Linked DNA regions of Homo sapiens: region 2 is linked to region 1. Evidence: read pairs that join two places in POLR2A ChIA-PET (ENCODE). Cell type or tissue: PC-3. All regions are shown on one strand.

Evidence for each region. ChIA-PET counts read pairs that join two places held together with the same protein. Peaks named below come from ENCODE experiments on the same cell type or tissue, not always from the same donor. Only the 100,000 strongest peaks of a DNase experiment are listed, where the experiment ranks them.
Region 2: POLR2A ChIA-PET joins it to region 1 with 5 read pairs; 2 of 35 experiments call an interaction of 5 or more read pairs at or near these places.

What each region holds. Positions count from the first base shown.
Region 1 is chr2:121,582,372-121,587,371 of GRCh38, forward strand. The region is part of intron 2 of CLASP1 (cytoplasmic linker associated protein 1); the gene reads right to left. Among named protein-coding and RNA genes, the nearest start is that of RNU4ATAC, 54 kb to the left of the region's middle. In PC-3, no CTCF peak of the experiment used is centred here; no DNase peak of the experiment used is centred here.
Region 2 is chr2:121,502,730-121,507,729 of GRCh38, forward strand. It overlaps CLASP1 (cytoplasmic linker associated protein 1), which reads right to left. Exons shown (of 41, transcript NM_001395891.1): 8 at 438-505. Among named protein-coding and RNA genes, the nearest start is that of CLASP1-AS1, 25 kb to the right of the region's middle. In PC-3, no CTCF peak of the experiment used is centred here; a DNase peak (open chromatin) is centred at 2,492; H3K4me3 peaks cover 230 bases; H3K27ac peaks cover 2,240 bases.

The DNA of each region.
Region 1 (5,000 bases):
AGACAGAAAGATGGATGGATGGATGAATGGATGGAAGGAAGGAAGGAAAAGAGAGAAAAAGAAGGGGGGAAGGAGGAAGAGAGAGAAAGAAAGATACATGTTTTTGGAAGGAAGGAAAGAAGGGAGGGAGAAAGAAAGAGAGGAGAGAGAGAAAGAAAGACAGAAAGAAAGGCAGAAAAGAGGGAAAGACAGAAAGGAACAAAGACAGGAAGACAGAAAGCAGGGAGGGAGGGAAGAGAAAAGGAAAGGGAAAGGGAAAGGGGAAGGGAGAGAGAGGGAGAGAGAGGGAGAAAGTCTTCTTCCTAAACTGGCTCTAAGGTAGTCAAAATTATTCTTCTGGCTGTTAAAATGCTAGTCCACCTAAAATCCTTACACCTTCAAAAGGTGTTTTTCTTTTCTTTCTTTCTTTCTTCCTTTTTTTTTTTTTAACTGAGACAGAGTCTTGCTCTGTCGCCCTGGCTGGAGTACAGTGGCGCGATCTCAGCTCTCTGCAACCTCTGCCTCCCAGGTTCAAAGCAATGCTCTTGCCTCAGCTTCCCAAGCAGCTGGGACTACAGGTGCCTGCCACCACACCTGGCTAATTTTTGTATTTTTAGTAGATACGGGGTTTCACCATGTTGGCAAGGCTGGCCTCAAACTCCTGACCTCAAGTGATCCACCCGCCTCAGCCTCCCAAAGTGCTAGCATTACAGGCATGAACCACCGTGCCCAGCCAAAGGTGTTTCACTTATTCATCTGCGAATACCAAGCCAGTGCCCAGTTACTATAAGGGACCGTTGTTGCTCTTCCAAGCATCTGCTGAACTTTTTCTTTTATTCCCTCCATTGAAAATTTAAATGTACCTACCCCCTACTATTAGTCCAGTAGGAAATCTAAGACTTGTTTTATTTTTCTTACCATACTCCCTAAACAATGTGATTACAAAGCAAAGTTATACCTATTAGCCAGAGGTTGCATGAAGGACCATTCAAATTCCAGTTAAATGCTATGTGGTTTAGAGACTATTACTTAACCCGGAGGAGTCCCAGAGCTAACTAACCTCTGGGAATTGTGATAAAATTGAAGAATAATGCATATATAAAAACCTGACACATAGCAGGAGATCAAATACATGGTGATTATCTTCATGATGTTCAGACCATTTCTTTTCTACAATCCCCACTGCCACTTATCCATTTTGGCAAAATATGCAAAGCAAACATTTCTAATTCACTCTTGACTTCACTCAAGCAAAATCATCTCCCTTTTTTCATAGCATGCCCATCAAGTACCCATATAGTACTTATCAAAGCTAGTACCTCCCCTTTCAAGTCCATTCCTGTTCTTGCTCATTTGTATTCTCTTTCGTTCTTCACTGCTATGGTGTGGATGTTTGTGTCCCCTCCAAAATTTATGTTGAAACTGCAACTTAGTGTGATAGCATCAAGAGTTGAGGCTTTGGGGAGGTGATTAAGTCATGAGGGCAGAGCTCTCATGAATGAGACTAACACTTTATGAAAGTGTTAGGGTCTTTTCTGAAATACCTTTATGTAAAAAATCGTGGGGAGGGCAGGTGGAGGAACTAGCTAGACGCTTTTTTGCCCTTCCACTCTTCTGCCATGTGAGGACACAGCGTTTGTCCCTTCCAGAGGATGCAGCAACAAGGTATCATCCTGGTAGCCAAGACCAGGCCCTCACCACTCAACCTACCAGCACCTTGACCTTAGACTTCCAGGCTCCAGAACTGTAAGAAATACATTTATTTTTTATTTTTGTGGAGATGGGCATCTTGCTTTCTTTGTTGCCCAGACTGGTCTCAAACTCCTGGGCTCAACTGATCTTCCCACCTCGGCCTCCCAAAGTGCTGGGATTACAGGCATGAGCCACTGCACCTGGCCAAATTTTTATTATTTATAAATCACCCAGTCTGTGGTTATTTGGTTACTGCAGCAGAAACAGACTAAGACGTTCTCTATGATCAGTTTTATGCTCTTTTGGATGCAATTTCTTCCAACACTGAAAAACTTGTAGGGCATTCCATTACTTAAACAGTCAAATAGCTGCTTACATGGCGACTTAAAGTCTCTCCCTTACTCCAGCCTGGGTGAGAATCAACTACCTGAAACTTAGACATGATCTAAGCCTGGTTTTTAAGGAAAGGTGGAGAGGGAGGCTAAATGCCTCCAGATGATTCTGATATGCCTCACAAAGAGATGACTGCTTATTTCCAGAATAGATTTAAAAAAAAATAAAAATGGTGGGGTATGTACCCCACAATTCTTTTTTTTTTCTGGAAACAGGGTCTCACTCTGTCACCCAGGTGGGAGTACACAATCCACTTTAGTACACATTTTGACACACTGAGAAACCTGGCCCAGTAGCCTTCACCCATTACAATGCAAAGACACTCAGCCAATGCACCCTCAACTAATGTCTCTTAAAATGACAAATAAACTGTTTATCCCTCTGTGGCCTCTCTACCACTGTTTGGCTGTTTGGGTACAATTTAAATCCATAACAGGTCATCAAAGGCAAGTAGTGATAGTGCTGTAATGCTGGATCAACCACAAAGAAACAAAAGAAGGCTATCACACTGGATGCTATAAAATGATCATAAAGCTAACAAGTACTTACTGTATGTCAGCACTTACGATACGTCAACCACTTTCTACACATGAACTCTTTTACCCTCACGACAACCCTATGGATCAACACTGTCCCCATTTTGCAGAAGAAAAACTATGGAGAGATTAAGAAACTTATCCAGTACCACACAGCTAGTGACGGAAGGTCTAAAGGGAGGAGTGTGAATTCTAACCCAAACAGTCTGGTCCCAGGTTAACTTTTCAATTATAAATTGCCTATTTTACATAGCTGGAGTCACCTTCAAATAAAAGAAGAGAAAGAAGAACACCAACTAGAAACTGACGAGGGGAAGCCCCAACATTACAAAATGCTTTCAAGACATCTCTGTAGCTTGAGAGCATTTGTCAGCAGGTTACAAAAAACAACAGATGGAATAGCCAGAGGTAGGTCATGATTTCAGAGGATGTGCAGGTACAGAAAGCAACTGCGAAGTGAGATTTAGAACACAGCTCCACAGAGACTAAGTATACTTGCTCTCCTTTGCCAGCGTTCCCATTTCTAGGACCGCATCCCCTGCCCTAAACAGGGTATATCTAATTTTGGAGATAGGAAAAAACAAAAAACAGATCAATTTTCCTTATAGAAAGCAATCAAGAGCTCAGTCTATAAAAATAAGTCTTTTGGCCAGGCATGGTGGCTACTGCCTTTATCCCAGCACTTTGGGAGGCCGAAGCGGGCAGATCACGAGGTCAAGAGATCGAGACCATCCTGGCCAACATGGTGAAACACCATCTCTACTAAAAATACAAAATTAGCTGGGCACGGTCGTGCGTACCTGTAGTCCCAGCTGCTCAGGAGACTGAGCCAGGAGAATCGCTTGAACCCAGGAGGCAGAGGCGGTTGCAGTGAGCCGAGATCGTGCCACAGCACTCCAGCCTGAGCAACAGAGCAAGACTCCATCTCAAAAAAAAAAAAAAAAAGTCTTTCAACCAAGATACTTAAGGTTTCTCAAGAGCACAGCTACTTGGGGGAAAAAATAGTGACTTCTGGATGGCTTCCCATTCTGCCACACTCAACCTGACCACTCTACTTGCTCCTTTAGTTAAAGATAACAGACATGGGCAGAAAGAAACAAACACATACATAATACAAACATAGCTGACATGTACTTTGACGTTTTTGAGGACCCTATTCTTTTTTTCTTTTTTTGAGACATAGTCTCCTTCTGTCATCCAGGCTGGAATGCAGTGGCATGATCTCGGCTCACTGCAACCTCAGCCTCCCAGTTCAAGCAATTCTCCTGCCTCAGCCACCCAAGTAGCTGGGATTCCAGGCACACGCCACCACGCCCAGCTAATTTTTGTATTTTTAATAGAGATGGGGTTTCACCGTGTTGGCCAGGCTGGTCTCAAATGCCTGACCTGAAGTGATCCACCCACCTCAGCTTCCCAAAGTGCTGGGATTACAGGAGTGAGACACTGCACCTAGCCCCTGTTCTTTAAAAAGAAAGAAAAATTTTAAATCCTAGATGTATTATTTAAAAATTTTCCAACAATAAAAAACTTACAAAGTAGTAATCCCTATAATTCTCTCCACCCCCCTTAAAAAATACACTATTAATAGTTTGGCATATGCCATACCAGATTTTTCTCTATGCGTTGGCATAAGGTTTTCTTAAACTAAACTATGTTCAATATGAATTTAAAAATAAAAAAAAAAAGACAACTGTCCTGAGTGTGCATGAATGTGTTTCCATTGTGTCCACATCCACCTGTGCTTTGGGGCCCTGTGAGCATAAATCCTCCTCCTTCATTGTATATGAAGAGCTGCACGTTGAAGCCCCTGAGGCCTAGGTTAGTAGCTACACTTAGCCCCCATGCAGTATGTACTGTGAAGCGCACTGCTTTCTCCCAGCTGCTCTGAGCATACTTTTCTCAAAGTAGCATGACCAAGCAAGTTGGCTGATCCTGGCTAAAATAAAGTATCCCAGGGAAGAAAGATGTGGTCTTAAGAGAATAGATCTGGGCTGGGCACAGTGGCTCACACCTGTAATCCCAACACTTTGGGAGGCCGAGGCGGGCGGATCACAAAGTCAGTAGTTCAAGACCAGCCTGGCCAGCATGGTGAAACCCTGTCTCAACTAAAAATATAAAAATTAGCCGGGCACAGTGGTGCGAGCCTGTAGTCCCAGCTACTTGGGAGGCTGAGGCAGGAGAATTGCCTGAACCTGGAAGGCGGAGGTTGCAGTGAGCTGAGATCACACCACTGCACTCCAGCCTGGGCAACGCGGCGAGACTCTGTTTCAAAAAAAGAAAAAAAAGGAAGAAGACAGAGAATAGATCAGAACCTTAAGGGGTAAGAGGTATGCAGGGAATCCTGCCCTCCCCCCATCCTTAGAACATCCCCCTGCCTGGATCCAGGGCAGGGCTGGAAAT
Region 2 (5,000 bases), 80 kb before region 1:
AGGAAGAAGATTAACACCACCCGACTTGTATTCTGAAAGGATTACTCTGGTTGCTATATGAAAAACAGACTTTAGGCATGGGGAAACAGTAGAAGAAAAGATACTGTTTAGGAGGGAAACACAAGAGCCCAGGTAAAATACCATGACAGCTTGTGCTAGGAAGACAGCAGCAGTGATGATGAGAGTTCCTGGGATTCAGGACGCAGTTTTAAAAGTAAAGCCAACAGGATTCGCTAATAAATTCAATACAGGTTATGAAAGAAAGTCAGTGATGATTCACTGCATTGTTTCTGGCCTGGAAAACTGGGTGAATGGAGGTTAAGTTTTAAGACTTAGAAACTCTTACTAAATTACCTAATTCAGCTCTTCACATATAACATAAATGATGCGAATGTAAAACTGAAAAAGCAAAAGTAGGGATTGCTTTTTCTACTCACCATTTGCAGATTGTATCATGTTTCCAGATTTCTGGACTTCATCAAATTTTGTAAAAATTACATTCAACCTGTATGAAAGAAAAATGTAAACAAACTATTAACCATCACTGCTCATAGCCAATTATATTAAAATGCTAATGTGAAGTTGATCCCCACTCCCCATCAAAAAAAACAATGGTACAGACCCACCTAGTAACAAAACAGTGACTCAATCAATAACATTAACAATAGCCAACAATAACTGAGCACTTACTATGGGTAAAGAATGGGCCTAGAAGTCTATCTGAAAGATCTCATTTAATCTCCTTGAGGTGACACAGGTGTGGGGTGGAGATTCTAGCCCTGAGAGTAGTAATCCAGAGCCCCTGCTCTCTGACATTACTGACTACTCTACACAAAATGTGTATCTTATGAGAAGTGTGTGTTTCTCCTCTTTCTTTCTTAGCGCAGACTATCAATAACTTGGGATGGAGCTTTTCAAAATGCACTAATAGTACGTTACAAAGGCTTGTGCTTATTGCTGTGATTCATGCTTAATCCAAAAATGCTATAAATGATTTCTCTAGAAACAAATGCTGTGACTGGATAATCTTCAGCTTAAAAAAAAATCTGTATTACATTTATTTTCTATTAATGGATCATTTCACCTTGGCATTTAAATTAAAGCAAAATTCCTTAACCAGTCTAAATATTCCATCCTAGTGACACCAAAAATGAAAGGAAAAGGTGGGAGAATGCAATCATAATTAGTAGAAAAAGTTAAGAAAAAAGAGGCTTTCTTGAGCCGGGCATGGTGGCTCATTACTGTAATCCCAGCACTTTGGGAGGCTGAAGCAGGTGGATCGCCTGAGGTCAGGAGTTTGAGACCAGCCTGGCCAACATAGTGAAATCCCATCTCTACTAAAAATACAAAAAATTAGCTGGGTGTGGTGGTGGGTGCCTGTAATCCCAGCTGCTAGGGAGGCTGAGGCAGGAGAATTGCTTGAACCCGGGAGACAGAGGCTGCAATGAGCCGAGACCGTGCCACTGCACTCCAGCCTGGGCAACAAGAGCGAAACTCCGTCTCAAAAAAAAAAAAAGAAAGAAAAAAGAGGCTTTCTCACAGGTATACTGGAGTAAGTGTTGAGATTCCAAAGCAATGTATCTGTGCATTCAATTTTAGGGACATTTTAAGTGCTTTTTAACACACCATCCTATCCTGCCAGCTCTCATCATTTCAAATATGTTTGCCTTTTCTTCTCAAGCGAATGGAAGCTCCTTAGGGGTAGAGATGTGAGCTACATTCTTTTGGTATTTGTACCAAACACTATGTATGCCATGCAGACACTCACTCAGGAGAGTTACATCACTATGTTAGACAGCTGGAACCTAACTCCTCACTCTGGAAAACTGTAGGTATTCACACAAGCTCTGGTGTTAGTTCATTCATTTGTTCATTCACTCAAAAATACTTGAGTGCCCATTATGTGCCCAACACCGAGCTAGTGAGTTCTTACCCTCTGGAGCTTATGCTCTAAGTAACAGAGAGGACAAAATTACACATCAGCAAATGAGGGGGATGAACCAGCCTGATGCACTGCCTCCCCCCATTCCATAGGAGACACCAACAATCTTTTCAAGCCATCTTTCCACCAAGCCCAGATGTTCCCTCAGAATCCTTCTCAAAACTATTCCAGGCAGCCACTACCCATTCGTTAAAGCTGGCACTGAATAAAACTCCAATTGCCACCTCAGGACCAGATATGAATAAAACTATAACTCACTTTCAAATCCAGCAGTTACTAAAGAACTGGAAAGATGCCTTACATGATTGTGTTTCTTATGATGTTTCCATTATCTTCCCTTTTTAAAAGTAACAAAGATCTCCAATGGCTTGACAAACTCATAAATAATATCATGACACCGGTTGCCAGGGCATGCCCTCACTAAGGCACTACTTGATTGTGTCACAACCACACCCTCTGATGTGAGCATGTCTGCAAGTCTGCAAGTTAGAGCCAAGGTATACCTCTAGTCTGGCTGTTCCTGAAATTACTGGAAGAAGGCAAGTATTTCTTTCATTCCTGGGAGAGTATTCACCATTCTAAATGGTAATTGTGTACGAGTCTGCAGATTCTTTCTCAGTGGTGAGGCATTCTCACTGTGGTCACATTACCCACGACCTGGCAAGCCTGAACAACTAGGTATGAGAACACTATAAACATAACTATTACTAGTATGTCCACCTTAATTCAGAATTCCCTCCGCTTTTACTCTCCTGCCTCACTAGCTCCCTCATTCTCTGCTCATTAATGCTGCTACAACAGCTCCTATCAAGGTTACCACCTAAAGAGACAGTCTAACACCAACAAAGCATCCTTAGGAATGAAAGGACTGGTTTTTGTTTGCTAGCTCTGAGCACAAAAATATAAAATGTCTCTCTTGGGACCTACTGATTCACACAAATCTAAAAGGATGAGTTTTATATATTCAAAGACATTGAATACATAACTAATGATTACCCTCTGAGGCCACTAAATTGTTTTATTTTAAATCTCTGGATTTCCATTTAAAATAAATTTCTTTACTGGTTTGACAACCACCATCTTCCTCTATTTTTTCTGAATTTAAATTTCCATATTAAACTCTTCAATCCAATTAGAATTTATTTTACTATAAGATTTAGTTCAAATTAGTTCCTTCCTAGAAAATTTTATATATAAATTTTAAATAATTTCCTGGAAGCAAATACTTAATCACGGCAATCTCAGTCAATAAGCTGCATCCATATACTCAGAGCTTCTAGCATGAAAAAGAGAAATCAACATAAACACATACTTAAAAATCCAAACTTGGAGGACAGAAGAGATTTTAAAGAGAAAGAAAAAGTTTTTTTAAAAATGTCATTAGTGCTTCCAAAGAGATAAGAGAAAATATTGTGATCATAAAACAGGAGAGTAGCACTTTAAAATGGCAGAATAAGGACCCTTGAAAATCTGCTTCAAAGAAGCAAAGAAAACATTGGCAAAAACCGTCCAAATCAACTTATCATCATGGCAAGTGTGAAAACCAGCAGCCTGGCAGCCACTAGAAAGAGCTGAAGTTCCCAAGTCTGGAGCTCCCTAAAAGTCCCCATTCCCAAAGAACTATCATTCCACCTATCTGGCACATCCCTGCAAGCCCAGTTGCAGGGCTTGTCTTTATCTGACCTGACTTAGAGCTTGTTCAATGTTAGAGGCCTTTTCCCTGAGGCGATGATCAAAACTAACCAGTGACAACTGTTCAACATGGCGGATACCCAAGACAGAAATAACAACTGGGGCAAAGAAGCTGACCAAAAATAGGAAAAAAAAAAGGTGGGGGGAAGGAGGGGTAGAAATTGAGATGTCCACAGCAAACTTTGAAAACACTGACATACTCCTGGGAACCTGGGAGGTCACGTATATGTGCAAGGCTGTGCACATGCACAGGCCCAGGAAAGACCCCTGAAGCCTCTAATGTCCCCACTGGCTGACTTTGACACTCTGAACAAGCAGGAAGTAAAAAGGAAGACAGAGGTGCAAAACACCTTTCAGAGCACTGAAAGCATGCCCCCAAAACACAGAGCCAGTCAGTAGAGGCTGGGAGACTTACTGGTTCAACATGTTTAAGGAAATCTCTGTTCAATCATTAGCTCACCGCTAAGCTAACCAACCAGAGAATTCAGTGGCAACATATAACAAAGAACAAAGACTTTAAGGAATTCTTTCAGGAAAGTCACTAGAACAAAATAAGCAACAAAAACAATAAAAAGCAACAACAAAAAATCTGGGGAGGGGAAAGAATATGATTTCCTGAGTTGCCACAATATATTATTTCAAGTGTCCAGTTTCAACAACAAATGATGAGACAAAGAAACAAGAAAATATGGCCCATACAAAGGAAATAAAAATCAGTCAACAAAAACTATTTTTAAGGACACCTATACATTGCCTTAACTCAATGAAGACTTCAAGTCAACTAATATAAATATGTCGAAAGATCTAAAGAAAACTATTTCTGAAGAATTAAAGTGTAAGAACAATGTCTCACCAAATAGAGAAAAACAACAAACAGAAAGAATATATTTAAAAGAACCATACAGAAATTCTGGAGATGAAAAATACAATAACTGAAATTAAAAATTCACCAGGAGGAGTTCAACAGATTTGAGCTGAGACAAGAAGGAATCAACAAATTTGAAGATCAGTCAAATGATACCATATCCTACCTAAGTAACAGAAACAAACAAAAACAATGAACAGAGTCTAAGAGATCATCTTACAAAACCAATGTACCAACATAGTCACATAACAGAAGTCCCAGGAAAACAGAAAAAAGAAAAGGAGATACGGTACTTTTCAAAGGACTTTTTGGGTCAGATACTTTGCCCTAGTTGTTATCGTTGCCTCAGGCATCTACCACGTTGAAAAATTATCAAAAAAAGATATATGAAGAATAATGGCTAAAAACTTCACAAATTTGATATAAAACAATCTATATATTTAACAAGCTACTCCAAACAGGATAAACTTAAAGAGATCCAAATCTAGACACAATAACCAA